Linked DNA regions of Mus musculus: region 2 is linked to region 1. The links are chromatin loops, found by intact Hi-C in ENCODE. Cell type or tissue: gastrocnemius. All regions are shown on one strand. Each heading gives the region's core, and the rest is flanking DNA. Links, peaks and the distances in the headings are about the cores only.

What was found. A loop is a pair of places that touch in the nucleus more often than their neighbours do. Peaks named below come from ENCODE experiments on the same cell type or tissue, not always from the same donor. Only the 100,000 strongest peaks of a DNase experiment are listed, where the experiment ranks them.
Region 2: a loop joins it to region 1, with 6 times the contacts of the local background. A loop is called at or near these places in 3 of 42 quality-filtered maps.

What each region holds. Positions count from the first base shown.
Region 1 is chr4:63,153,334-63,168,254 of GRCm38, forward strand. It overlaps Ambp (alpha 1 microglobulin/bikunin precursor), which reads right to left and starts at 839. Exons shown (of 10, transcript NM_007443.4): 1 at 609-839. The coding sequence starts at 722. Kif12 (kinesin family member 12) reads right to left here. Exons shown (of 19, transcript NM_010616.3): 12 at 14,569-14,671; 13 at 14,396-14,486; 14 at 14,144-14,230; 15 at 13,775-13,859; 16 at 13,601-13,699; 17 at 13,074-13,174; 18 at 12,876-12,994; 19 at 12,297-12,638. The coding sequence ends at 12,499. In gastrocnemius, for the core only: a CTCF peak has its summit at 5,809 (motif pointing right); a DNase peak (open chromatin) is centred at 5,816.
Region 2 is chr4:63,207,525-63,222,445 of GRCm38, forward strand. It overlaps Col27a1 (collagen, type XXVII, alpha 1), which reads left to right and starts at 7,888. Exons shown (of 61, transcript NM_025685.3): 1 at 7,888-8,357; 2 at 13,492-13,562. The coding sequence starts at 8,302. In gastrocnemius, for the core only: CTCF peaks have their summits at 6,444 (motif pointing left), 7,774 (motif pointing right) and 8,615; DNase peaks (open chromatin) are centred at 7,795, 8,533 and 9,229; H3K4me3 peaks cover 3,309 bases; H3K27ac peaks cover 1,923 bases.

The DNA of each region.
Region 1 (14,921 bases), core at 3,637-8,636:
GAAAGAAAGAAAGAAAGAAAGAAAGAAAGAAAGAAAGAAAGAAAGAAAGGAAGGAAGGAAGGAAGGAAGGAAGGAAGCATGTAACTCTACAACACACACACACGTACATGCAAGGGCATGTGTATGCAAACAAAAATATTTGCACATAGACACATATGCATAGACACATAGTGACATGTCTGCCACAGGCCAAGGTGCCCTTAGACTCACACTTCGTAATTTCCCCAATCCCATCAACCAGTGTCCTACCTCTCTTCCTCACACAATCCCACAAGCCTGTCCACAAAGCTCACAGGTTCATGTCCACCCTATGCCACCTGCCATATGTGGATTCCTCTGGGGACCCATGAGGACAGCGCAGATTTGGAAGGCACTAGGCTTACAGGGGGCCCCAAAGAATGAATGGCAGGTGAGGGAGCTGTATCTTCAGAGAATCTCAGAATAACCTAACAGCCTGGCCAGGAAAGTCTCCTAGAGATTGAGATGCCATCTACAAGATAGGAAAGATGAGTACTCCCAAGACAGGACAGGCAGGCCTTAGCTGGCAAGGCCCAGGAGCATGGGCATACCACCACTGTGATCACCTCTGCCAGAGAGGCCAGCCTTACCCGGGACTCACTGAAGTTCTCCTGAACCTGGATATCTGGCAGTGTTGACGCAGGGTCAGCCCTCGAAGCGAGGCAGGCAGTCAGCAGCAGGAACAGGGTCCTGAGACCCTGCATGGCTCTGTGGTCTTTGGTCTTTGATGTCTCTCTCACAGCTCAGTGTGGGAGCAGGGATTACTTCCCCGGCAGTGGCAGCTACAAACTGAGGCTGGGGAAGGATCCGGAGGCAAATGATGACCTTGGTGTTTGCTTTGCTCAGCCAAGGCCAATCAGGGTCTTGGGCCAGCTCTAATCGATCCCTACAGCCCAGCCCAGGTCCAACTCTGTGGACAGGAAGCCATGGTTACTGACTCTGAAGGGACGTTGACCAAGCACAATAGAGTTCAGACCCTAGAAAGGTTTCATTAAAGGTCAACTTTCCCCAGGGAGAACAGGGGATGGGGCAGTCAGGCAGTGTCTGGCCTGTCCCTCCAGTTCTTCCCCCAAGATCTCAGAAGATACAGGTAGCCTGGTTCTGGCTTCTTTCTCATATAACAAAACTAAGGCCCAGGGAAGTTGGCTATAGAGCAAAGCATCCTTCCTCCCAAGACTCTCCCTCTGGTCTCCAACCTCTCATAGCCATTAAGATAATCAGGACAGGGAGAGATGCTATCCCTTCACCGAGCCACACTGGTTTCCCACAGTGAAACCATCAGTACCCAGATGAACCCCCAGGCTCACCTCAGAAGCATGTGCAGATGCCTTTCACTGATATAAGTTTTCACTCTCCTGGATTGACAAGACCCACTAGGGCTCCACCGTAAGAAAGGGAACAGAGCCTCCAAAGCCAGGCAGCTTCCTGTGGTCTTCCTGCTGTGTGCGCTTGAAAAGAATGCTGAGCCCTCTGTGCTCATTTCTTCACCAATAAACGCTGTTAACACAAGTACCTGGATCCTAGCTTTGGGGTGAAGGTTGAAGGGGTGAATGCCAACAGGCAACAGCATTGTTCTTAGGGTGTGGTAAGAGTTGAAGGGTCATTGTGACCTCCGTAAGATATATGTTCCTGTCGCTCCAGTTGCTCCAGAACCATCAACAGGATGATACTTTTAGACTAAACCAGTTCAAGGAAGTTTGGAGAGAGGACACACTTTGTATCATTCCTAATGATTTAGGGTTTTTTATAACAGCGCCTAAAGAAGGTAACACAGTAACATTTTGATTTAAAACCTGCAACATTTTTTTTTTTTTGAGACAGTGTCTTATATAGCTCTAGGCTGCCCTTGTACTGGATTTGTAGCCAGCTCTGCCTTGAATATCTGACCCTCCTCATGAGTTCTAGAATTACAGGCATGAACTACAGCTACACCTGGTTTATGCTGGGGGGTGGGGGGTGGGGGTGGGGGGAGTTAAACCTAGGGCTTCCTGCATGTTGGACAAGAGCGCTACCAATTGAGCAACATCCCTAGCCTCTAGATTTATATACTCTAATGGGAGATTTTTAAACCCACATCTGTTTGCATCAGAGCTCCTCCCGTCCATGGTGCTATGATCCCTCTCCACTCTCTTCTCTCTCCTCCAGGGGTTCCAGCCATTGTCCTTCCTCCTCCCTGATTCCCTCACGGCACACTCCTTCATATAGCAGGCAATCCCTGTTAGAGCTGAGACCAGAGAGCCAGGGTCCTGCACGTGGAAGAAACAGGGGGTCTGTTCCACAGTCAGTGTACCATGCTCCTTCTGTGAGACCCAGCAGACACAGTTCCCTTTTGCTGGTATCCAGAGCACATGTGTGTCTGTCTGTAAATGAGAGGGTTTCCCATGCACCATAACAGACAGCTTGGCCACGGATGGAATTTCCTTTTTTGCTCTGGCTGCCAGGAAGCACAAAACCTCCATACACATTTCAACACAGCAACTGTCTTGGCTTAACTTTCTGGCATAGTTGCCTTCTTTTGTGTTCTTGATTCTCAGACATTTTTTAATATATAAAAATAACATTTATTTGTTTGTGGGAATAGTTTCTGCAGGAATACATGTGCCACAACACATGCACTATAGTGGGGGTGCTTGTGGAGGTCAGAGGACAACTTGAAGGAGTCACTTCTCTCCTTCCACCATGTGGGTTCCAGGGATGGAACTCAGACAGACAGGGCTGGCAGCAAGCACCTTACCCACTGATCCATCTCAGCAGTACAGTCTCTCAGCCTTTCATGGTTGGCTAATGGTAGGCATAAGGTGATGGAGAGAGAGGGAGGGGAGAGGAGGAAGGAGGAGGAGGAAGAGGAAGAGAAAGGGGAGGAGGAAGAGGAGAAAAAGAAGGAGGAGGATGAGGAGGAGAAAGAGGAGAAGGAGAAAGAGAAGAAGAAGAAGAAGAAGAAGAAGAAGAAGAAGAAGAAGAAGAAGAAGAAGAAGAAGAAGAAGAAGAAGAAGAAGAAGAAGAGGAGGAGGAGGAGGAGGAGGAGGAGGAGGAGGAGGAAGAGGATGAGGAAGAGGAGAGGAGGAGGAGGAGGAGGAGAAGAAGAAGAAGAAGAAGAAGAAGAAGAAGAAGAAGAAGAAGAAGAAGAAGAAGAAGAAGAAGAAGAAGAAGAAACTGAGCATATTGACTCTGTTCTGTGGGAGCTTGGGAACAGCCTTTTTCTTCTGTAATCTATAAACTAGAGAACAGAGCAGTTGCCATTTGGATCACTTGAGGACACACTTGAAAACATTCTGTGAATGTCCATGGGCACTCCAGGGTCTGTCCCACTACCTGGGCTACATGTATTGCACCAAAATGACCTCTCACGTACATATAATTTCTTTATATTTTATGTTCATTGGTGTTTTGCCTGCATGCACATCTGTGTGAGGGTCAGAAGCCCTGGGACTGGAGTTACAGACAATTGTGAGTTGCCATGTGGTTGCTGGGAATTGAACCTGAGGTCACTGGAAGAGCAGCCAGTGCTACTGCTGAGCCATCTCTCTAGCCTCTCCCAAATGACCTTTCTGAACTTGCTGGCAGGCTGGAAAGCCTAGGGCACTTGAGGGGACCCCAGCTCTGATCTCAGACTATTGGGGACAAGCCCATATACTCATTTGACAACATGCTTGGGTGAGGAGGAGCTGGGAGGATGGCTCAGATTGCTGATTTACCGGGTGCACAACATGCCCACGGGCTAAGGTGGGGTGGGAGAGGAAGCCTGAATGACTAAGAGGGCTGCTCTCTGTCCTTGCTGCAGATGTTTGCACTCCTGAGATTATTAACCAGAGCAAACACAGGGACCTCAGCCGAGGCCACCTGGACTTTGAACCACTCTTAAACATTAACAGGGGCTACAGGGATGGAAAGTGGGACCCCCATCCCCTCTTCTCCTTTGTCTCTCAGAGTAGAATGTGGAAGCTGAAGGGGGCGGGGCAAAGATTATAGGCATCATCAGGATTCTGGAATGATCTGAACGTGGGAGAATGTTGCCCACCCAGTAACCTCAAGGGTTCCCAGCAGAGCAGGGACCAAAGGCCTCAGTTTTCAGATGAACACAGTGGGGATGGGGCCTTATTTAAGGTCACTCAGCTTACAGCCCACGTGGCACATAAACGGACCTGTTCCTACACCCACACTCCCACTTCATGGCTATCCAAGTGCTCCTTATTTCAAGCTTGTCATTAGGAACAGGATAGGGACCCTGACATGCTTTGAGGAGGAGGCAGACAAACGAGGATAGGTCTAAAGCAGGGTATGGAGGCTATGGGAGTGATTCACCCCAAGAGTGGACATGGAAGACAGGAGTGCACAGGGAATGAGGTCCCAGAAGGGGTGTCACCTCAGCATTGAGAACACAGTCACAAAAGTCCAAGAAAAGGAAAATGGAGATAGAATTATACTTGGGATCTAATACACACACACACACACACACACACACACACACACACATACACACACACATACACACACACACACACACACATACACACACACATACACACACAGGCACACACACACACACACATACACATACACACACACATACACACATACACACATACACACACACACACACACATACACACACACACACACACACACACACACACACACACACACACACACACACCAGAGCAGGTGAGATGGCGCAGTAGGTTTAGGTGCTTGCTGAGTTTGACTTGACTTGAGTTTGATCCTAGAAACCCATTTGGTAGAAGGAAAGGCCTGACCCCTGCATGTTGTCCTCTGACTCCTACACTCGCACTCGTGTGCACACATGTGTATGCACATAAAACAGATACACACCAAAACATTTTAAGTTGAAAACATCTCCCTAGTCAGGGAGCATGGAAGACAGAGGGGAGTGCCTAGGCCGGTGGGACGGGCAGGATTGCCAGGGCCCAGGGCTTGCTCCTTGCCCTGAAGGCACAGGGTTCTTTATGTTCAGAAAGTGATCGAGAGTGCATCTGGGGTGCAGGAGACCAATGGGGAGACAGGAAAGAGTTGGAAGACAGTGAGTACCCAGGCGGCTTCCAGGAAGAGGGAAGGACCGGTCATCAGAAGCTGTTACTGAACAAGTGAGGACCTCAGGGGCACAGGGCAGAACAGAGGCCAGTGGGTGCAGGCAAGCTTAATGTCACAGGCTGTCCTTTCAGAGTCACCATGGAAAGTGGGAGTAGGGGTGGACGCTATGACGGTGAGGAAAGAGGAGCTCCTCGTGGCCCATCTGAGTTCCACACTCTGCTTTTCATTCCCCACTCTGTGCCAAATAGAAAGCCAGGCTGGTGATCTAGCTCAGTAAAGTGCCTTCCTGGCATGTGTGAGGGTTCGAGTCCCGGCAACTACATAAGCTGGGCATAGCGGCACAGACCCATGATGGCCGCATTTGAGGGGTTAAGGGTGGAGGACCAGGAGTTCAAGATCATCCTTAACCACTCACTAAACCCAAGGCCAGACTGGGCTGCTTGAGACCTTGTCGAGAAAAGGAGATGGAGGGGCCAGCTGGAGACTTGAGTATCAGAGTCCAGTGACACGCAGGGGACTACAGGCGCAGTCCTTTCCCCTCTTGGCTTTGGCAGTTTCATCTAAACATCCATGTGGGACAGTGCTTACTCAAGTGACACAGCTGAAACAATGCATGGTTCACACTTGTGAGAATATTCCCAAACGTGTGGACTTGAGGAAGCCACAATGCTAAGGCCCATGGCACTGAGCCTGTCCGACTCCATACCCGATTGTCATACGCATGACTGTCCCTTGTCCACCTGGGGGCAGCAGAGGACTTGCAGAAAGCAAAGACAAGGAGGGGCTCAGAGGCCTGCAGGGAAGGCCTGTGGAAAAAAACCAAGGTTAGATAGAGCCTTCCTTTCTTCCTTCTAACCAGCTTTAACTGCCCTGTGAGCCTCCTCCTTGGCCTGCCAGTCCTCAGGTCTGGTAAAGGGCTGCAGGTTGAGATAGGCTCTTAAACAAAACTGAAGTCCCTGGGGCATTCTGCTGGGAAGCAGGAACTGGGAACCCAGGCTGTCAGACACCCAGGAGACCTGAGTGTCCTGCAGGTGTCTCTCTTAAATCTCTATTCAGGACCTTACTATGCTGGTAGCCATGTTTTACAGAGAGGGAAACTGCGGTTGAAAGATCAGGTGTTGGAGGCCACCTGCAAGTAACTATTACCAACCCAGCTCTGACTCCCCAGGCACCAAGGCTCTCTGCTGACCTCCCAAACCCTGGGCCCTGGAAACCAGCAAGACCTCTTAGCCACGCTGTCCAGGAATGCTAGTGACCCTTGCTATCTGTCGCTCTCTGCTATGGCTCTGCATTCTGTTCTGATTGGAGTGGGGTGATGGTGACTCAGAGTTCAAAGATGCATATAAAGATGGATGACAAAGCCCACCACGGGTCTCGTTCTGTGGAGAGAGCTGGGCTTCGTGGATGGGACCTGAGATGGGTCAGTTGGGATTGCAGGAAGCTGGTGGCTTAATCTGAAGAAACGGCTTAGAGTGTGTGACGCTGTGGGGCTGGGAGGGTGGCTAGTATAGCACTTGCTACGCAGACATGAGGACTTGAGTTCTATCCTCAGAACCCACAGAGGTGTGTGTGTGTGTGTGTGTGTGTGTGTGTCTGTGTGTCTGTGTGTCTGTGTGTGTGTGTGTGTGTTCGTTCATGCGCTTACTTACAATGCCAGTACTGAGAGGTGAACACAGGCATATTCCAAGAGCTCACTGCCAGTTGTGAGGCAGGTGAAAGACCCTGCCTCAGAACCAAGGCAGATGGCACTTGGGAGTTCTTCTTGAGGCTGACTTCTGGTCTCCCCAAGCACATGAGAGTGCGCGTACACACACACACACACACACACACACACACACACACACACACACACACACCCAGAGAGAGAGAGAGAGAGAGAGAGAGAGAGAGAGAGAGAGAGAGAGAGAGAGAATATGGGACACTGTGGAATCAGAGATCCAGCTGTCCTGGAGACAGAGCTTGTCACACCGGCATCTAGCAACAGGAAGAGAGCCCCAGAAGGAACTTGTGAAGTGTTCGAGGGTACTCAGGAAGAACATATTGTCACTGTCTTGCACTTTGCAGGCTGAGCTTGTCTTTCCGTAGAGGGAACACTTAGGGCCCTCTCCATTCAGGCTGACCATGTGAATGCACCCTAACACATGTGAAAGGGGGGAAGTTGTTCCTTCCAGCAACCATGAGGCAAGTGGGGCTCCTTAGAAAGTGCCACTGGACTTTCCTCAAGAAAGAAGTAAAGATTCTCCAGCTTCTATCTTGGAAGGCAGTGGAAACTTTGTCCTGGCTCTTCTCAGACTGGCTCCTGTTGTCCCTGGGTTATCAGTGTCCAGGGCATCCCACAAAGGAAGGAAGAAGCCAACAGAGATAACATCACCATCTGTAATAGCAGGAGGCCAGATGCTAGCCCAGTTCTCTCTAGGCAGCTGCAGGAATGACAGGTCCATCCAGGTGCATCCACGTTTAATCTTATCGTCCCCGTGGACACTTTGCTTCCTCTAGGATAAACTAACTTTATCCTCACTTCACAGAAGAAACTGAGTCTCAAAGAGGTGAATACTTCACCCATGCTCCCATATCTTGTAAGATGTACAAATGGAATCTGAGAAAGAGCAAAGCCTGCTGAGACTCCAGAGCCCGGGGACCATTGCGATCTGCCTCCTCAGAGCCCTATCCATAGGGTAGTAGTTACACCACTGCCTTCCACTCTAGATCTGGGAATTCCAGCTGGGGCTATACAGCCCTGCCTCACTGAGAAGCCTGGAGGGTTTCTTCTGAAAAAATAACATCTTATTTCTTTATTTTGTGTGCATGTCTGTACACATCTGTGAGTATACACATGCCATGCATGTATGTGGATATCAAGAAACAACATTCAGAAACTGGTTCTCTCTTTTACATATGCGTCCCAAGGATTTAAGGGCGAGAGATGTCATTATCTGCTGAGTCATCTTGACAATGACTCAGTCTGAAGAAGTCCCTGGCTGGGCAGTGGTGGTGCACGCCTTTAATCCCAGCATTTGGGAGGCAGAGGCAAGCAGATTTCTGAGTTCGAGGCCAGCCTGGTCTACAGAGTGAGTTCTAGGACAGCCAGAGCTAAACAGAGAAACCCTGTCTCAAAAAAACAAAACAAAACAAAAAAGTCCCTGGGTGCTTCCTCTTTGAGACATGGTTGGGCTCTCTCAGCTCATGCTAACTGTGCTCAGGGATACCTCACTCTGGGGTCCAGCCCTTGCTCTGGGGTTCTGCCCTCCTTCTGGGGTCCAACCCTCCCTCTGAGGTCTAGCCCTCGCTCTGGGGTCCAGCCCTCCCTCTGAGGTCCAGCCTTCCCTCTGAGGTCCCAGTGGACAGCTCTCACAGTGGCCTTTGAGGACATTTTTCTCAGGAGCCATTCCCAACACATATATATCCTTCCTCTCTTCCTTCAACGTGAGAGCTGCAACCACATTGTTTCTTGTGGCTGTTGAGGAATAAAGGCCTTCGAGCCATGCTTGGCACACAAAGGTATAAGTTGTCACTAATTCTCCTGATTGTCAGTTGGCTCCTCGTTTCCCCTTCACGCGGCTGGGTGATCCATGAGAGTAGGGCACTGGCTCAGCTTCAGGCCAGTATTACTTGTGTCTGCTAAGTGGAGGGCCTGTCTCTAAGTGAGGGCTCGAAATTACAAAGAGTGAGAGTTCAGGACCACAACCCAACTCAACTGTCAAAGTTCATCCTAGGACCAACACCAGTGGCAGCCAGGGTCCTGCATGGTTCATGTAGTATGTCTCTTGACCCTGGTCTCCTACCATGACACTCGCCTGCCCAAAGTTTTGGTCACCACTGCTCTCAATTTCCAGCAAGGACACACACCAACTTGACTACTCTGCCCACCATGTTTGTCTGGAAAACTAAGGCAGATGAGTCCTGGGCACCCAAGGATAAGGTTGAAATGGAACTGTCCTTTACAAAGAGACAAACGATCTCTTAAGGGCTGAAACTCCAAGAGCTCTGAAATTGAATATGGATTTGGGCAGTTGTATCTGTCACTAGATCAGGGGAGACACACTTAGAGAGAAAACAGAGTCCGTTGGTGATTGGTGGTTAAAGCAGCAAGTTCCCAACACTAGGGTCAATACTCCCTTGACTTCAAAGTTTCACTGTCATTTGTAGGGTGGTGTGATTTGAACGCAGGTCTTCATACACATGAGGCAAGTGCTCATCTGCTGAGTCATACACCTGGCTTTCTCACAGTCTTTTTCCCCCCTCGAGATAGACTTTCCCTGTGTAGCCCTGATTGTCCTAGAACAAGCTTTGTAGACCAGACTGGCCTCAAAATCAAGAGATCCACCTGCCTCTGCCTCCTGAGTACTGAGATTAAAGGCGTGAGCCACCACTGCCTGGCTGACAGTCTTTTATTTTTGTTGATGTTAAATTGTTTACTTGTGTACCCATGTGTGTGTGTAGGTGCACATATGCACTTCTCATTTCAATGGTGTCCTCAGGAGTGACTTCCTGAAACTTGTGCCACCCTACAGCTATCTATGGCTTCTGCCACACACCCAGCTGCGCCCTGGCTAAAGATGAGGCTCCCAAGGATCTGGAAGACTCAACTGGAAATTGTTTTAGTGGTCCATGTCTCTCTTGATGAGTCATCATTCTAGAAACTCATAGATGGCCATCAGAGCTCTATCTAGTGGCTCCTCCCCATTGGATCTGTTCCAACTTGAGTACATTTTAAAAGTCCATAGGGATGAAAAGAATTGGAATTCTGGGAAATGCCAAGAATCTCCTTCAATTCCAATGTTCTGAGATACTGGCAGCCTTCTTTTGACAGCTTTTTAAACACTTGGGGGGAGTTTTGTCCCCAAATTCCAGCAATCTGTGTTAGACAGTGGCTTTTAGGATTCCAAAAGAGCCACTTGGGTCTATAGTTCTCACTAAGGGCCACAGGGATATGAAGTCTCACCTGGGACTATAATCCTGTGGACTCACTCAGAGCTTGGGGGAAAGCAGCCATCTTGGAAGGGATGCAGAGGGCATGTGAATATAGTCATGGGCATCCAGGGTCAGCAGAGGTCAGCAGAGTCCCATATGTCTCAGGGAAAAGAGGCCAGGCGTGTGTTGAGTTGAGAGCAAGAGCTGGAACTAGGAACCTGCCTGGCTGAAGAAGACCTCCCGAATGCTAATGAGGCAGCTGGGGCCGGGATCCCCCCCTGGGTGGTCCCCATCCATCCTCTCACTCCCAAGGCAAATGGGAAAGGCTCTCAGTCTCACACTGACAGGGCCTTCCCTGCCTGAGGCCAAAGACCTCCCAACAAGCAAGGCTATGCATCAGGCAGTGAGATAGGGGTTCAGGGGGGCCAAGGAGGAGCCATCCACACTGACACAGTGATGAGAAAAGGTCAGAAGAGGGGAGGGGACCTTATACTGTCAACTGGGATCCCCTCTCCCTTCAGGTTTCTGCATAAGCATCACCCCAACAAGGCCTTTCTAGAACCCTGCATTGAGAACCACACACCTGCCCAGGCAGAGCTCCTTGGCACTGTGTATGTTTTGTGAGAGCAACACACACCCCAGGTGGGTTTCCATGTTGAGTAGTTTGTGCAAATGTGAGCATGAATGCACATGAATGAATGAATATACATGTACATCTGTGCACATGCATATGAAGGCTGGAGGTCAACTTCAGGAATAATTTCTTAGGCACCACATACATACCTTCTGTTTATGAGACAGAGCCTCTCACTGGCCTGGAACTCACTGATTAGGCTAGACTGACAGACTAAAGAGCTCTGGAGAGCCTCCTGTTTCTGCCTCTTCAGCCCTGGCATTACAAGCATGTGCCACTACACCAGGATTTGTGTGTGTGTGTGTGTGTGTGTGTGTGTGTGTGTGTGTGTGTGTGTGTTCTCCGTCTCTTGGAGAGGTGTGTTACTCAAGTGAAGGTCAGAAGACACTTGAAGATAGCTCTCTTTGCACACGTAGGTCCTGGGGATTGAACTCAGGTCAACAGGCTTGGCAGTCGGTGCCCTTACTCACTGAGCCACTTCACCAGCCTCCATCCTTGACTTTTATGTGTGTGCTAGGGACTGAATGCAGGCCTTCAAATTTGCGTACCAACTGAGCCATCTCCGCAGTTGGGACTATTAATTCTATCAAACAGTCATGTGACTATAAGGTCCTTTTGACCAAAAGCTTGGTAAGAGAAGAGGGCCCTTGTGACACTCTTTCCAAATGTTGGGGGATTTCATCTCCATAAGGGTCATGAAAAGAACACTATTGTGCCCATTTTGGACAGAAGGTGACCTGGGTTCTGAGCATCTAATCTGCCCAGGACCACTTGTGGAGAAGTGACAGGAGACTGGAACCTGTATGGTTAAACCTGCTCTGCCCACCTGTACCTGGCCATCACCCTGTTGTTGGAGTCTTCTTCGACTTTAACCTTCTAGGGAAATCCTGACCTCTGCTGAATACCTGCAATGCCCACTCACAAGTCATGTGTCTCAACATCTGCTTCCTGAGGACTGCAGCCTGGGCTGACATAGTCCCTGCTTCCAAAATCTTCCCTACACAGACTCGGGGGTCATGGGGAAACTCAAAAAGGCCAAAGACATATAGCACATTCAGAGGGCCTCAATTCACCCTGGTTTTATCCTTTTCTGTCCTTGTTCCCTGAAGGGAATATGCTTTGAAGACACCTGGAGCTTCCTTTTAGAACGCTGGATGGATGAGAGAGCCCTAAGACTTTGATCTTGATCTTGTGCCAGGAAGTATAATGGGAAGCCAGTCCTGGTACCCAGAGTGGGGGTCACCCCACTCAGATATGGGAGGTCCCCAGGCCAGGATCCCTCCAACAGGTTCCTAGACATTACCTAGAGCTCTTGAGCTTTGCTTGTTCCTCCCCTAAGGCTCCCTCAGGCCTGTGGCTGTGGGATGCCTGCTTGTAGCCCTGGCCACCAGAGCTCAGATCCCAAAGGATGCCCAACTGAATGCCAGACATACATAGAGCAAGCCAAGAATCTCTTCTAGTATGCTGCCTCTACCACCCATTGGGCCAGCATGACCACATCTCAAGCCTAAGATGGGGACTTCCCACCAGCCATCCATGGCTCATCTATACCTTTGATACAACGCAAACTCTGGAAGCAGCTAGAGCACCTTGAGGTCTTTTGGTTTTTGCCTCTTTCACCTCAATGATCACCCCTCATGGAAGTGATAGCCACCTAGATGACCACCCAGAACACACGGCTTACTAAGTTAGAGCTGATGCCTCTCTTTATTCAGATTTCCCCCACCCGCTGCCAGCATATTGTGAACCGAGACTCAGGTTCAAGGTCTAGGGTCAGGGTCCCTGTACCTCCTTAAGGTGCCCCCAGCTCTGCCCAGCAGCTAATTTCTTTGCAATTCACAGACAGAGAGATGGAGGCCCCATGGGTACAGCCAGTCTGGTAATCTTTAACAAGAAGAGAGGCCTTGGCCAGGGCTCTGTGTGTCCTCGCTAGGCTGTGGTTGTCTCTGGCTGAGGTGCAGGGAGCTGTTGATCTGCTGTGTGAGGGTTTCCAGCCTCGGGGTCAGGTTTGGAATCCCAGATCCTCCTAAGGAGCAATGAGACTCAAAGCTTGTACCCCAAACCTGACTGGCTGACTGAGGCCCAGGATCTCCTGTGAAAACTTCAAGTACCCTTTCCCCAAGTTTCCAGGATCCAGTAGAGGTCAGGACCAAAGGAAAGGACACTGCCGTGAGACTCAAAGTCTGGGAACTAGAAAGGCCTTAGAAATCACCTCCTGCCCTTCAAGATGAGAACCCCACGGCACACACACCCCAATTTTCACCTCTTAGCCCATATGGCATGTTCGAGGGCCCTGCAGACAGGGGTGGTGCGGAGGGTACCACTTCTTCTCCCATCAGCATCTCTGCCAGGACTCGTGTCTGGGTCCAGTCACTCTGGCTCCTAGCCGGGTGTGGAGGAAGAATGAGCCTACTGGCTCTACGCCTCCCACTCCCACCTCTATACCCCAGGATTGGCCCACCTCTCTCGTGGGGGCTTGGCAGAGCCTGGGCTTGGTGGAGGTGCCCAGGGTGGGGGCCACACAGACTGAGATATGTGACCTGGGGCCTCGGGCTCCAGCACCTGCTGAAAAGATCAAAGTTCATGCCAGGTGGCCTCAGCCTTTCATGTCTGGGTACCACTTCCTCCATGCTGAGTCTAGCCATGCCTGTTGCACAAGATGCCAAGGACAGAGCTGGGTGTCTCATTTCCTCCATGGACTACAGGTGGTTCTTGGAATGTCTCCCCCAGGGAGTGGGAGTTCCTTGAAGGCGGGGGTCAAAACAGAGTGGGGCCCAAAGCTTAGGCCGACTTAGGGAAGCTTCCAGAAGGAATGAGTGAACGGATGAGGAAACGAATGCAGAAGTGAATGGACATGTGTGAACGCAGACATTCCATGCTCTGAGCAGAGAGAGTGACCCAGCATCTGCCTCCACTCCTGCACCCCCATCCAGAGCCCTGGGATGGCCAGGACTGCTGAGCTGATCGGTGTCTTCAGTACCTTCCTACCTGTGGCATGTGGCACTCTCTCCGTGGGCAGGTCCAGTGGGCCAAGGGCACTCGGCACAGAGGACAGAAGTGGTGGCAGTAACAGAGGGGTGGCAGTGCCTGCAAGAGGTATATCATCGGCTCTGTGACACTCCAGCTTGTCCCCCACAACCCAGGGTGAGAAGTGAGACTCACATGGCAGGAGGCAGCTGGAACCATCCTGCAGGGACACACAGGGGTAGAGCCCTGCTGGGGAAGGGGACAAGCCGAAAGGAGGCGCCTGGGAAGAAGAGCAGGGTCTAAGTCTTCAGTCGACAACCTGGACACCTCTCTATAAACTCATCCTCTTATCAGCAAGGCAGCCAAGCCAAGACCCCATCTCCCAGAAGAGGGGCTCAGCAGGTAGTGGTCAATTGACTAGCCCAGGGTGACACAGGCAGCCAGGAGGTGGCACAGCCAGAAGCTGAAGCCAATGATCAGACGTAGAAGCATGACTCTCATTTGTTCAGCCAAGTCCCCTCTGCCAGCTTCCACGTCCCAGGCCTTCCTTATGGCTACACTCACCTCTCCAGATCATGGACCTGTTGGGCCAGGACACGCTGCTCTGCCCGGGCCAGGTCCCGGCTACTCCTCAGCTGTCTCATTTCCTTCCTAGTAGAGAGTAGGTTTCGGGTGATAAGAGGTAGGGCCAACACCATGAGGAAGGTGGGAGCCAAGGGCAGCAGAGAACCAGCATGGGTAGGTCATATCTTAGCCAAAGTAAATGAGCAGGAAGGAGTAGGGAGAGAGTCCTGTGCTGGCCCAACCTTGCTTCACCTGAGCCTCTCGTTCTCCAGCATAAACTCCTGCAGCATCCCATAGAGGTTTCTCTGGGCCCAGGCCATCCGGGCTCCATGGGCCCCTGGTGCTGTGGAGAAGCAGGGCATTGTTGGACTTGAAACCACCCAGACTCTGTCCCCACCCCTTCCAGGCCCTCAGGAAGCTCATACCCGTGGTGTGCATCTGATCCAGCTGGAACCGCAGGTGACGATTCTCCTCTTGGAGCCTTAGCAACTCGTTCTCTACTTGCTGGGGTGGCTTTACTCCAGGGGACTACCAAAAAAGAAGCCCAGGGCTACTCTTTATGATTGTGTAGGCTGTGCCCAGCACAATGGCTTTCTGGTGTGAGGATTTGTGGAGTGGAAACTTTAGCCTCTGCTTCACCTGCCAGCCTTACACGCTGGCCTGGGTCATACCTCGTCTTTACTGCATCATCCTGAAGGGATTCAGTCAGAACTGGACTTGACTCCAAGCCCAAACTCAGTTCTGCCACAGTCTTGACTTACATTGCGATCTCTACATT
Region 2 (14,921 bases), core at 5,217-10,216, 56 kb after region 1:
TCTGACATGTCAATGTGTTCCAGTCATCCAGGGAGACAGCCCTCATGTCCAGCTGTGAGATAAAAACAACCCTGGGGAAGACTAAGAGGTGCCCAGGCTATCGGGGCAGGATAAAAATAATCCCCACAAAAAGCTCTCTCCCCTTCTGCACTGCAGCTCCTTCTACTGGCTTCTGATCTCCTGGTTGGTGTCACAAAAGGACCGACCCACCCAAGCAAACTTCCCTCTGTCCTGGGGCCAGAGGATGGGGAGTATATTCCAAGCCCAGGCAGGGGCTTTGGGAGCAGGGAGATGGCTCTCTTTCTTTCCAGATCTGTTACAAGCTTGCTATGTGGTTGCACAGTGTCACCCTTACAGACCCATCCTTGGCCTGTAGTGCCCTGGCCAGCAGGGTGTTCTGTGTTAAGGGGGAGCTGTCCACATCTATTCTACCCACACTGTAGCTGTCAGCTCTGTGCAGTGGCACTTGACTCTTATAACCAAGGGGATGTATAGGTGCCTTTAATTGAGTTAATTTCTGATTTAGAGGCAAATGAATCTGGGAAAGCCTTCTAGTGCAGGAATCAATGTCTGTGGATATGACCAGGGGCCGTGCCACATAGACACAGGTCCTCAAGCCATGTAAACATTAGTCCAGACATGCTAACAAGCTGGATCATGCTTACACAGGGTTATGTATGGGGAGGGCAAACTTTAATTCCTGGAGGAGGAAAGTGTGAAGATCGCTGGGTCCTTGGTAATTACAGTTTAGTATAAACATTATAGTGTGACTGTCAATGACCAATATAGAGTTGGATGGTATCAATATAGCCATAGACATTATACAGTGAGGAGGTAAATACAATCTTGCCCAAGTACGTTAGACACCACCTAAACCCTTGAGCTTTGCTGTGGTCACTTGGCAGTAGCTGGAGTAAAGGATGATGGGAGATAGGAAAGAGGGTATCAGATGAGGAGCGGCTGGAGGACATAAGGATATTTGGCTCGAATAAAGGATGGCTTGATGGCTTTCCATGTGGTTCAGCCAAGGCGCCAGCCAGGCCTCTGTGAATTCAGTTAGACCTGTGGCTCTCCACAGTCACCCTGAAGGGGATTTGATGTGTGACTCTGGGGTGGAGAGTTCTCTGTACAACATACTTCTTGGATGGGAGGCAGAGGTGTGGAGACGAAGGACTCCTGTGTTCTCAATTTGGGACAAGGGGAACATTTATCTCAAGGCTTGTCTCAGAACCACCCTTATATAAGCAGAAATACTGCCTCGCCTGGGCGTGGGAACTGAGAAACCACGGACAAGGGGTGCCAAGCGTAGCCAGTCGAAGGGACCTGGTGATCCACCACCACAGCTGTCCTGCAAGATAGCTGAACAGATTAGATGCCTAGGGGGTAGGGGGCACAGGCAAGGTCCTCAATGAAGCATGTGTTCATGCTTTTCAGGTACCTTAGGATCTCGTCATCTCATAATGACAAGACAGTTACAGGCTCTGAGAAGGGCAGCCTGAGCCCACTAAGTCCAACAAGAGAGGACACGTTCCATCAACTGTGACCATTTGTCAGCTGAGGAAAGCTTCCAGGAGAATTTGCATCTACAATTACTCTCAGGCATCAGTAGTCAGAACCCGGCCACTTACTGGTCAGAAGGAGAATACCATGGCAGAGGCAGAGGGATCTTTATCTGCAGTGTTGAACCCAGTGAGTTTGGGAGGACTCTATCTCCTCGAAGGATGAGGGTTTGGGGGTGATGGAGACAAAGCTGGAGTTCTGTTACCCAGGATGAAGTCATGCCTTCCCCTATTGCAAGGACATCTAGGATGATAGCCCTCAGCCTCTGGCCTGTTTCCCTGCCTTCCTGTCTCCTCTCCCTTCAACCCACTTCTACCTTCCTTCCTGGCTTACATTCGGTGCCTAGAGGCTAAGGTGTGTGTGTGTGTGTGTGTGTGTGTGTGTGTGTGTGTGTGTGTGTGTGTGTGAGAGAGAGAGAGAGAGAGAGAGAGAGAGAGAGAGAGACAGCCATGGCCTTGAACAGAGACCATTGGAGCAGAGTGAGGTGGACACACACCAAGTGTTTATCAGTGGCTCATGACGGCAGGATGGGACCTGGCAGGGCAGGCCTGGGAGACTGTTGTTCACAGAATGTAACCTAGCCCAGCCCACCCAGGCAAAAGCAACTCATCACAGCTCTATTCCTATAGGATGTAGGAGCCTCTGTGGGACAGCCAAGAAGCTGACTCATCCATAGCCCCCTAATTCTTGAAAGTGTGGTGTCCCTCAAGGCAGACAGCTGGTATGGAGGGCTAAGAACCTGGCTTGGCCTTCTGCATCTAGAGTTACATGTGACAGCCCTGTCTCTTGGCCTAACCCCACTATCATTTTCTTGTGACCTTTGAAAGATCACAACATCTCTGAGTCTGTCTCTCCATCAGGCAGCCTGTGATCTCTTCTGGGTCTAAGCTCCTAGGGTCCTCATCTGGGACATACTGGCCCCAGTCTTGGGATGGGAATTCAGGATGCAAGCCCAGGAGTGACCTGCAGTGCCTACACAGTGAGGTTGTGTGCTGAGGAAAGCTGTCGTTCTAGACAGCAGCCACGACTTGCTTGGGTCTGGGCTTCCCACTCTGCTGAATGATGGTCCCTGGCGTCTTCACAGCTGGAGGCCATGTCCTTAGAGACCAGAGGACAACCACATTCTGGGGGGGTGGGGGGGGAGGAGGATCTGGTCATTATTGTCTGAAGGAGCTTAGGGGCCGTATTGTAGGCTGCCTCCTCTCTCTCTCTCTCTCTCTCTCTCTCTCCCCCTCTCTCTCCCCAACCACCTCTGGCCTGGATTTTAGCTCCCAATGAAAGCCATCACCCTAGGCATGAGGAACCCAACAGAGAGGCCAGAACAAGACTATGGCCTACATGCTGGTGAAGACATTGCCAAGCAACACTGGGTAGCTATCCTGCTTTCTCATGGATCCTCTTGCCTGGCTCCTCAGAGAAGCCTGACCTCCAAGCTTTCTGAGGCCAGGACAGCCCCCCGCACTCCACCCCCTTTGGTGTGCAGTGCTTTTAAGAGAAGATGGTGGGTTTGCACACTACATCCCTACAGCTGCTGACCCTGAAGCTGAGTCTGTCATCCTGCCACCCACTTTGGACAGGAGCAGGTGGCAGAGCGGTTCTCTTGCCTTTTTTCCTTTCCTTTCTTCTTTTTAAAAATTATTATATTTTAGTTTACTCTGTGTGTGTGTGGGGGGGGGGGAGCACACTCATGCCACAGTGTGTGTGCAGAGGTCAGAGGGCAATCTACAGGAGTCAGTTCTCTCCTTTCCAATTATGTGTGTCCAGGGATTGAACTCACATCCCTAGCCTTGGCAGCAGGCACCTGAACATGCTGAGACATCTAAAAGCTGTTCCTCTTACCTCCCTTCTCTCCCTAAATCAGTTGTTTCTCTCATTGTCCTGACAAACAAAACAAAACAAAGCAAAGCAAAACAAAACAAAACAAAACAAAACAAAGCAATCTGCTATGAGTAACTTATAAAAGGGAGTTATCCTGGCTTTGTGCTTTGCTGTGGTCCTTAGATGAATACAGAGCTCAGGAAGGAGGCAGAAGTGGAGGGGAGGGGGTGAGGGCAGAAAGGTAGCACGGGGCTGTGGTGGGCTGTATTTTGGCTCACAGTTTGGAGGCTAATAGACCATCATGGCAGAAAAGGTCCCAAGTCAGAAATGGCCCAGGGTCATGAGGCTTTGGTCCCACCACTTACCTAGTCAAGAAGCAGAGAGCTCTCTTCAGGGCTAAGAAGCCCTCAAAGTTGGACCCAAGAGAACTCACCTCCTCCATCCCAGTGCCACCCCTAAAGGCTCTTATCACTCCCCCCAAATAGTGCTATCTATTGTGGACCAAGTGTCCAAATGAGCCTGTGGAGATATGCCACATTCAGACATAAGTGAATGTCCTTTGCTGAACACTTAGGGAGCCCGCCCCAGGCCCAGGCATTTAGTTTTCATCAAAGGGAGATAGGCTGGCCCCTTCCAGCAGGGATGCAGAGCCCAGAGCCCAGCTCCAAGCCTGACACACAAGTCCTCTCCTTATTGGTTGAGGACCCAGGAACAAATGACTTTTATTAACAGACATGAGTTGTGCGTCCATCCCATACTACTGACTGAATGGGGTCCAAATATGCAAGCAAGAACCCCCAGCATGTCCCCTGGTACAAGGGGTTAGGAAGACTAGGGGCTGCTGTAGCTTTCCTCCCAGCACAGCATGGTGAGAGGCAGGGTACTCTGTGTTTCCATCGTCTCCTTGCTGGAACTCCTCCCCAGGTCAAGAGCACCCCAAGAATAAGAGTCACGCCTGGTGCATGGTGGATCCTTAAAGAAAGTTTGGCCCATAACCAAATGTGATCCATAGTCTCATGTCTGTGGTTTGTTTGTAGGCATTTGGTGAGTGCCTTCTGTGAGCTCACTTGGGACACTGTTGAGTTCCAGTTTCAATCTATGAGCCAGGAGTTCGCATCTTCTGCCTCATCCCTGACCATGTCTATTATACAGGCCTGCCAGCAAGTTTACCCCATTTCCAGACTTATGACCTCAGAGATGCCACCTGAGTGAGGGATGTCTGTGAGTGACTTATCCCACTCACAGGGACAACGGCTCGCTGTCTTTGGCACTCAGTAGTGCATACCTAGTCACCGGCTGTATGTCACTCGCCTGTGTGGCAGAATGAATGAAGAAGCAGGGTCTCTTCTCTGTTGGTCTCAGTGCCAGTGCCCTTCCATGCCTCTTCCAGACGACTGTGGCTCCCAGAAGCCTACAGGCTACTCAGCAAAGTTCAGCAGGCCCTTACTGCCATTTACTGAACTGAGTCTAAGGCAGAGAAGCAGTCAGATCTGCCCTAGTGCAAAAGACCTCGGGAAGATTGAGCTCCATGAACCTACATTCTGCATAGGCACAGTGAAGCCCGGATGGACACATTTCAATCTTTTGAGACCTCCAATAGTTTCCTATGTGTCTTTGGGGCTGTTAGGTTCTTGACACTAGCACTGTATTTAAAGACCACATAGGGGAGACTTGGAAAGGCTTTGGTGCCACCACTGGTCAGTGAGCTATCTTTGAGGAAGTGTCTTCTTGCCTGGACACCTGCGTCCTCACAGGGGAGAGACCTGGAGACTTTATTTTCTTTGCCACACACAGTTTTCAAGGCCAGTCTGCAACCCACCATACGTTCCTATGATTCTTCCATGGAAGATATCCTTTCTCCACAGCTATAGGCATAGCTAACATCCTTCAGGTTCTAAACACCACCTCCTCCTGGGTACATTCCTGGGATTCTAGTTATCCTCTGAGTCAGCTTGACAATTCGATTGATCCATGTGTTTCGTTAAAAGCCCCTATCACAGTCTTCCTTTATTATCTCTGTTATCTTTGTACTATTGGCAGAGGACAAGAACAGGAATAGTTCATGATAAAGTGAGAGTGGAGTCACCCATCCAGATGTGCCTCTCTACCCTAAGTTGCTCTTTCTGATTTGTGTTACAGTTTATATGTGTTCAGAATCACGTGTAATTTCTTTGTCCCTATCCATTAACAGTGGCTCACTTCCCAAGCAGAGGCTTGCATACTGTAGGAGCCCTATCCCCCTTTTGTTTTACAGCTTCTTTGGGCTGGAATATTTGGAGCACTGATTATGTCCCAGATTCCAGGCTGGCGATGGGGTTATAGAGGCATCAGGACAGTGACAGCACTGTGATGTGCGGATAAGTGTGGCTGTGAGTGGAGCAGCTACATCAGGTGAGTGCTGAAGAAGGACAAAGGAATGTTTGACAGCAGCAATGGGCAAGAAGGAAGAAGCAAGAAGGAAGAAGTGACACAAGTCTTGAGAGTCTGGCACTGAGTTCAGTGGCCCTTGTACCACTTACCAGCGTGATCAACCTTCTCTCCAGCGTAGATAATCGCATATCTCTTTTCCTGTAGCATAGAGGCCCTCAGTGTGGAAGAGAAAAGATGCAAAATATTACTGGTCACCAAGTCCCTCAGTAATGGAGATAAATATCGAAGAGTGCCAAACAAAGTAAGAGAGATACCCAACACTTAAATGCAATGCCTTTAAAAGCCTCTAAGGCAAAAAATAAAAAAGAAGGAAAAAAAAAAAAAAAACAACCCATGAACGAAATACCAAAAAAATGTAAATAAAGACAGGATGTGCCTGGCACAAAGTATGCAGCTCAGAAACACACAGCAGCTGTGATTGGGCAGGGAATACTTTACCTTCGAAGCTGTGAACTTAGGAAAATTCGAGAAAGACCCGCGGCCCTTTCTCAGGCACAGACACGGGCAATCAGTGCAGAGCATCGGGTGTTCTTGTGAAGGAAGGTGAAGCACTCAGACTGGAGGCGGGGGGGGGGGGGGTGCGCGGGGGGCCCCAGCAGCCCCGGGTGCTCTGCCCCCTGCAGGATGCCTCGTACAGCTCGGCGGAGCCCTCCCCCACTCCGACTTGGGACTTTTCCGAAAGTTTGCTGAAACCAGACACCTTGCTTGACGGTGCCCGCGTGCAGCCTCGATTTAAAAGGCCGCCTTCAGCGCCCCCCTCTCCGCCCCCAGCGGAGACTTCAAAAGGGCCGGCGTCTGTCGCGGCCTCAGCACCTATGAGCCACCCCCCGCACCCGGAGCTCGAGCTGGAGCCGGAGCACGCGGAGTGGCCGCGGCTGCAGCGCAGGGGGACCGGGCCGGTGGCGCAGGCCCGCGCTCCCATGCTCCTCCCGGCGCCGTCGCGCCCTGTGCGCCTTTAGGGAAGGGGACTGCACCCCCGCCCCCGCGCCCGGGGCTGCGGGGACCCATGACCACAGATGCCGTTAGGCACCCGCCTAAGAACCGACCGGCCAGCGTCACACTTGGGGACCCAGTAAGTGCCCTGGGACTCACGGAGCTCTGGGCGTTTGGAGTGCGCAAAGGTGGATGCATGTGCAATAGAGGGTGCAGGTCCTGTATGCACGCCTGTGGTTGCCATTCGCAGAGGGTCGTGTGCAAGCGGGGAGTGTGCACTCGGGGAGCTGCATGGACTGTGCATGTGGGAGTGTGTGCGCTGTGCATGTGCATTTTGTGCGGGTGTGAGCACTCGGGTGGCTGCCTCTGGGAGCGTAGCGTCTGAGATCGCCAGGAATCCAGACATCCAAAGGTGTTTCGCGGAAGTTCAGTACAGTGCGTGGCTGTGTCTGCGTGTGAATGAGTGTGAGTGTTTGGAGTGTGCCTGCGGGAGTGTGTGTGCGGGAGTGTGGTATGAATCGCCTTGTAGAGGCCAGAAGCTAGAGATTTAGTCTCAGGGCTGAGCCGTGCTCGTGAGTTTGAGAATCTGCCTGGGTGTCAGAGGGTGCCGCGTGGGATTCCGGGGAGTCTCTGGTCGGAGAAAATGCAGAAAGGCCGAACACATTCAGCACGCTTACCCACAGCGGTCTTCCACGGAGCTCTAGGGTGCAAGAGTTTCTGCTAAGAGTTGGGAGTTAAGACAGATGGTTGTCGTGGAAATGTAGATGCCAAGTCAAGGTCCCAACTGTGTTTCTGCATCTCTAGGATCCTCTCAGGAGTAGAATTTTCCCCCTTCCTCCCCCACCGCCCGCTATCGAGGATCCTTAGTGTCATTAATCGTAAATTCCTAATCTCAATTGTGATAGATCCATGAGTAGCCAGGAGGAGGTTCTTTTTCATGAGTCTGTTTTGAGATCTGGGGGTGGGATGTCCCCCTCAGGATGGATAGGTGGACGGTCGCGCGAGGCAACCGATGCTGCATCCCTTGCTGCGTCCGGCAGGGGGCAGCAGTTGGCAGCAGAGGGCGGCCCGGCGCGGGGAGGAGAAGAAGGTGGAGAGCTGCGGCGGGCCGAGACTTTAAATCGCCTTCATTTCCCCCAAATCCTTCCTTTTCCTCTCCTCCCCCAGGCCGGCGGGGAGGCAGCTTCCACCGCCCTCCGCGCGCGCTCTCCCGGCCTTGCTCTGCCTCCAGAGACCGCTAGCGGCCCGCCTCCAAAAGTTTGATCATCTCTCTCTCCCTGCCTTTTCTTGCTTCTTCCTTTTCGGTGGAAGCAGAAAAAGAGCGAGGCAGGGGCGAGCGCGGCTCCGGCAGTCCTGGGACCATGGGCCTGGCGCGGGCGACCGCCGGGCTGGGGCCGTGCTGTCCGTCTGCTCCGGCGCCCCTGGGCGCAGGACTGGGCTGGGGGTGCGCCGGCAGCGCGCTTTGAGCCGGCCTGGCGCGGCGCGGCGGGGGGCTGGCGGCCCCATGGGGCGCGCCCACACTTGCCCCCCGGGCTCCGCAGCATGAAGTAGGGGCCTGCCATGGGCACGGGATTCGCGCGGGGGGCCCGAGGCACAGCGGCGTCAGGACCCGGGGGGTGAGTACAATCCCAGGGTTGCCCCCGATTCAGCTTCCTGAACCTCGGATGTGCACAAGAGTCTGGGGTTCCCTGCCGCACCAGACGCTCGCAGAGTAACGTCAGCTTCCTGTAGCTTCCCGCCAGGCGGGACGCCAGGGGTTAACAGGGGCTGTGCACCCCAGGCCGAGCTCTTTTGAGACTAGGACCAGCAAGGGAGGGTCCGCGCAGAGCCAGACCAGCGATCCCAAGAGGGGTCTAGTGGCAGTGCTCAGAGTGGCAGGCAGGGGGCAGGGGCCGGAGGAGGGAGTCTCGGTGTCTGCAGGTCGCGGGCTTGCATGGCTTTAGTTCCACTGTCCTGTGAATCAAGTTTGTCGGTCGTCAGGTCCGGGTGTCTGTTCCTGGCTCGGCCTCGGGTTCTGCACGTTCCTGCATTTCCTAACCTCTCTGCCTGTGTGAATGTGTCTTCTTGGGTCTGCGTACCTCAAACTTCCCAGCTTCTCCCGGGAAGCCTGCAGTTCCTGTCCCTCTCCTGAGTAAGCAAGGGGTGAGAGCCAGCTTGTGGGAGCGGAAAGGCCCTGGGAGATCACCAAGTCCAACCTCCTTGTACAGATGAGGGAACCGTGGCCAGAGAGGGGCCGGGAATCTCCAGGGCGGGGCCCCCGCACACAGGGGCACCCCACAGTTGGGATTCCCAGCTTGTGCAGAAGTTGTAAGAGTGAGGGATTCAGTCACTATGTGTGGGTGTGTGTGGGAGAACGCGGTCCAGAGGGGCCCTGTGGACTATATCTCAGGCACAAGGCTTGCCTTTCCATCTTGCTGGTACTCTAGGGCTCCCAGAAGAGGTTGGCCAGAGTTATAGTACCGCCCACCCTCTCAAGAAACGCCCCTTTGAGCTGGAGCCAGGGTGATGAGGCGCCCCCCTTCTTTTCCATGTCTTGGAAAAAGCTGGCTGTTTGAGATTCCCCCACACCCCCCACCACACGCATTCGTATACACAGGGCACTAGTGAGCACATTGGTGACTCATTTTCTCCGGGAGACCCTGTGCCAGGGCAGATGCCAGCGGTTGGGCAGTGTGGTGGTGCCAAAGAGCACCCCCTGCCTCAACGGGGCCAAAGTTTGAGGAAGGCAAGCAGTACCAAAGCCTGCCTGCCCTTCTGGCCGTACATCCTCAAGCATCTACCCACCTCGGCTTCTTTGCCCTACCCTGGCTCCTTCTTGCCCTTCCTTGCTTCTACATTGAGAAGTCCTCCCTCCTGGGCAACCATATGCCCTGTTGCTCTTGGGTGAACACTGGGCTCTGGGATCTTCGTTGAAGTAGCCTATAATCCATGCCTTCCCTTGTCTCTGCTTGTAGCCCAACATACTCCCCTGATATCTTGTTGGCAGTTTCTTTTTTCTGATCTCAGTGCCCAGGGACCTTCTAAATGTCTCCATGGTCTGGCCTGGTCTGACATGCAGAGGAGCCAGTTCTGGGCTCACTCACTTCAGTGGAAAGCAGACTTTGGAGCAGAGCATAGGAACCTAGCAACAGGCAGCTTGAATTCAAGTCCTCTATACTGGAGTGTGTGCTTGGCCAGGCCTGCCACCTCTCTGCTTCTCCTTTTTACATCACCAAGGTGAGCTCCAGCCCTCCCAGCTGGCAAGCATTTGTGAAAGTTAAAGAAGCGTGCCCAGGAAGCGTAGAGTAAATGTTCAGTAAACCACAGCTGCTATTTGTATCAGTGCTTGCTGCTTTGTGAATGAGTGTGAGTCAATGGGAAAGTTCTGGACCGTATCCTGTCCAGACAGATGACCTATGTGTGTGTGTGTGTGTGTGTGTGTGTGTGTGTGTTCCCATGGAGGAGGTGGAAGGTGTGGAGAAGGACCTGGGTGTGGCTGTCTTGGGTACACAGGGTCTGATGAGGCCACAGAGGCAGGTGGGACGGGGACAGACTCACGCCCTTCCCAGCCAGCCCTGGCATCACTCAGTCTGTGGTAGAGCAACTGGGGACAGCATCCACACATCTGCCATCCTCCGAGGTTCCTATGTCTTCTGGGCTTGGGGGGACCTTGGGCCTCCCTGAATGCTGAATCTGGGGTGGATTTCTGAGTCTCCAGTGTTTCCAGGAAACCAGTAGGAAGGGAAAGCCACACAGATAGAAGGCAGCTTCTAGCTGAGTCTCTGAACAGGAACAACCCTGGCTACTCCCTGGAGGGTTACATGGTCAGAAGAAGTTGTGTCCTTCGTGGCTCACATCTGGGAGCTGTCCTTATGAATTGATCTTTCAGATACCTTGGAGCCCCTCCATAGCCAAGCCAAGGTCTGTGAAGCTGTAATGAAAACAGAAGCCAGGGAGAGCAAAGCCTGCCCGCGAGCCGGTGAAGCCACCAGCATTATTAACAGTAGCCTAAACAGCACTCGAACAGTAGTCACACTGCCGGGCCTCCTTCCTTCTGCAGCCAACTTTCCAGGCTGGAGCTTACTCACATAGATGGCTCCAGGGCTCCTGGTTGCATCTCCAATCCTACTGAGAAAGCTGAAACTCTGGTCCCCAGCAAGTAGCAAGTCTCTAAAAGTATTCACTTTCTCCTCTAGGGAAAACAAATAAAATGTAGGCTTGTTTTGACTGGCTGTGTGGCTTTGGGCTAGTCCCTTCTCTCTGGGCTCTTGTTAACCATCTCTTCAAAAAGATGGCTAGGCATAGAATCTCGCCCCTCGGGATCTTCGAGGTCCTTCTCTAACTGAGGTGTACTGGATACTATGAAGTTTATGCCTCCAGTGTGCAAAGAAGCCCAATTCCAAAAAATGGGCTGCATTTGTGACGGTTTTCTGGGGCTTGGCCTTAGGCAGCTGAATGGCACAAGACAATGGGATTCTGTCTCCAGGATCTTTCTTCTGAGATCTTAGTCTTGTACTCTATTCTAGCCTCTAGGGTGCCCATAACTACAGCCAGAGATGATCTAGGACACATGTGGCTCTCGTGCCTTCACTCTCTCACCTGGTGTTCCTCTGTCATTTGGAAAACATCCAGGACAGGTGCATATGATATAGCTTCGGCAGACTCAAGAAGGGAGGACAGGTTCCCGGGGTCAGGGACCCGGCTTCTTGACTGTGGAACTTCTGGGAACTTTTGGGATACAGGCCTGGTGGGGAAGCCATCTAAGCTTGGATACAGGGGTTGGCTTTTCTCCATGCTGCCTGGCCACTGTTTCTTAGCATGCCTACCTGAATGGGGATGTAATATGGGAAATGCACAAGGTGCTTTTGAAGGGAAGCACCTGCCCTTGCTGGGGCACAGGCTTCTCTGTCAAATCAAACTAAATAGCCTGTTCCCACTTCCCAGGGTCACTGAGGCTGCCCGTGACTTTTGAAAGCCAGCCATGGCAGAAGGCAAATTCAGTGTGTCTGGGCACTCGACCATTAGCAGTTATCCTCAGTTAGTGAGACAGGGACATCTGGCATGTAAAGAGTCCTGATACACCATGTGGTTCCCCATTCACCATGCAGACATGTGACATCTTTAACTGCCACCCATGCATAGGCCTGCTGGAGAAGACTTCAGGGCTATCGTCAGCATCCCAGAGCCCTTTCACCTAGTCACCCTCAGGCTGCAAGTGACTGAAGACTTAATTCAACTCTATTTTAAAAAGGGTTCAGTGGTCATCCCCCTTTGAACAACCTCAAGGTCGATCAGCCTAGGTGTGGTGACATTCACAATAGTTTTCTCATTCTGCCACTCTCGAGTGGTCATGAGACTTCTTACCTCATGCACACACAGAGCCTACAACATCTCTAAACAGCATGTCTTCTTTCAAAAACACAGAGGCCAGTAGAAAAGCATTCTATTTCTCTCCAAATAATTCACCTGGTGGCTGACAGGTGCCAGACTGTGTGTGTCTCACTGGCTATACCTGAGTCACGTTTGCCTTTCCGAACTAGTCACTGTGTGATCCGTATTCATGCAGTGTCTGAACTCAGTGAGTGGGTGAGCCCGGTGGTGTGCTGCACGGTGCTGACGTCATGCTTGCTCTTGATAATAACTCCTACTGGATTTGAAAGTTGGGAGATCTGTCAGGGAAGGAGCTGAGACTAGACTTGCAGACAGTAGCCCTGGCTTTCCTGTACTACCCTGTTCCCCAGGCACACACCAGCCTGGTTTTACTCTTGGAAGAGGAACCTGGCCAGTGTGCCCCAGCCAGAGCCCTTACCACTTACCACTCACCACTCACCCAGCTCAGCTTCCAGCTGCCATCTCCGCCATCTCTGGCCACGTGCCCCAGCCTTCCCTCTACCCTTCTGGGAATCAGATGCCCTAAATGGCTTGGGTGTTCCAGTGGCTGCTCCCACAGGAAGGTGAAATATAATCCTCACCTCTGCCTATCACGGCAATAGCCACCGAGTGAAGCTTTAAGCACTCTTGGATGCAGCAGAGGGGTGGTAGCAGCGGGGTTACAGCAACCAGTGAGGGAGGGCTTCTCTGGCTGAGCCAGGGCAGCTCTTTAATGCATGAGTCGATTTAATCTCCACATCTGGTTTGCAAGCAAAGGTGTGTCAGTACGTGCTACATAGGACCAGAAGAGTTCAGGGAGGTTTAGTGCATCATCTGGAGTCACACAGCCTGGAAGACATAGGTAACTAGGTTTGTTCCTGGGGGCATCTGGCTTGGCTCTGCCCCCAACCCTGTTTTCTTCTCTCATAACAAAATGTGATGAGCTGCTATCTGAGCCCTGAGAAGGGGGTCATCTCTTCCTCTGGCACCTTGAGGACACCGGCCATCCAAGCAGACTTCATATTTTTTCATCTGCCTTTTATCTTTGGCTCTGTTATCCATAGACTAGGGCCTGGGGAAGCTTTCTTTGAACTTTTGAGGCTGTAATGCAAATGGAGAGGCTGAGCAGAGGGGAGTGGACTCTAGCCACCCAACGTCTTGCACAGGGCTTTGAACCTGTGAAAAGCAAAGCTGTGTTGGTAGCTTGCTAGGGTGCTGGGCTGGGGCCTTGGATCGAGAGCCACTCTGATTGACCTTGAAGGCTATGCCTTGCTTCTGGACTCTAGGATGAGACCAGGATGGAAGGGAACTGAGCTAGGCCATCCCTCCTGGCTCCCTAGCCGGATCTGGGTGTGAGGATGGAAGCTAACGCTGTATGCATTTGTGTCTGCCCGTCTCTAGGGGGTTTCTCTTCGCCTGGATCTTGGTCTCATTTACCTGTCACCTGGCCTCCACCCAAGGAGCTCCTGAAGGTAATTCTCTCTTTTCTTTGTCCAGTGGGAGACAAAGGAGGGCGGAAGAGAACTCGAGAACTCAGGTGGCAGCAGACATCCACACCATTAGCTGAAATGCATAGGCTCAGTTTTCCCATCCAGAGAATGGAGCCAACCATAAGCCCAACAATCCCTTGGCATCTGTGAGGGGTGAGAAGGGTTGCATGCAGGACTGACTCAGCGTTCCCAAGAGTTTGATCTGAGTGCTTCCTTTCCTTCAGTCTGGTGGATTTCTTAAGAGCTGCTGCTAGGAAACATAAAGGCAACATTGTCTTTGCCCTTGCTTAGCATCCCTTGGCTTTTGTTGTCCCTGAGAAGCTGTCTGGAATCGATGGGCTAGCCTCCTCACTCCCCGTAGAAACCCAGACTCTCCCAAATTTGTGCCAAATGGGCATCTCTTAAGTGAATTGTCCTTCCCTTCTTTGTGCCTGCCATATTCTGGGGCAGGCAGCAGGCACCTCAGGAGTCCCCATGGCCTGGTTTGGCCACTGGGTGGGAATTGTACCCCTGGGAGGTAAGGGCCATGCCCGGAAGGGACTTTGCTACCCAGCAACATTTGTTCATGTGTCATATTTTCCAAGCTTGTGGAACAGCTGTCCAGAGTCCTGAGTCAGGCAGGGGGTGGGAGAGACCGGAGCTGTACCGAGCCAGGTTTATGTAATAAAGGCATCTCGCTGGAGCCAGCTGGCCGGCCCCTGCACCCTGGCGCAGGCCCTCGGTTCATTCCGTGTCCCCTGTCTCTTCCTCCCGGTGGGATTCTGCATGGGGCTCTGCTTTGCCTCCTGACTAACCCCAATAGCTTCAGAACCGTGAGGGGTGATGGCCAGGACCCTGAGCTTGAGTCCCTAGATTCCAGCCCAGCTGTGAGCTGCACAGCAGCCTGGTAAGTTACCATATCGTAAGCCTAATCTGCTGGCACACATCTGCCATCCTGGCACTTGAGGAAGAGGCCGGAAGCTCCCAAGTTCCAAGCTTGTATGAGCCACGTAGTGAAACCTTGCCTCAGAAACCCAGAGGGCTATTAGCTCTAATTTGTGTGTGTAGCGCAGCTAGCTAGGCTAATTCCTGCCTTCAGGGTGGTTGAGAGAATCGGATACGCAGATGCGTGAGCACGGTAAGCATATTCAGTTGTGTCCTTGTCAGCTGTGCTTTCGTTCATCTAAGGAGCACCGTCTTCTACAGTGGGTGGAAACTTCAGGGGTCACTGTTTGCGCTTTAACAGCGTCAGGGTTTCCCCAGACGCTGGCTGTTCATCTGCTTTGAAAGCCATCTGAGGATGAATGGGGAGTAGTCCGGTGTGATGCCCGGCCCGGCCAGCTGTGTCTCTAGGGTTGGCCA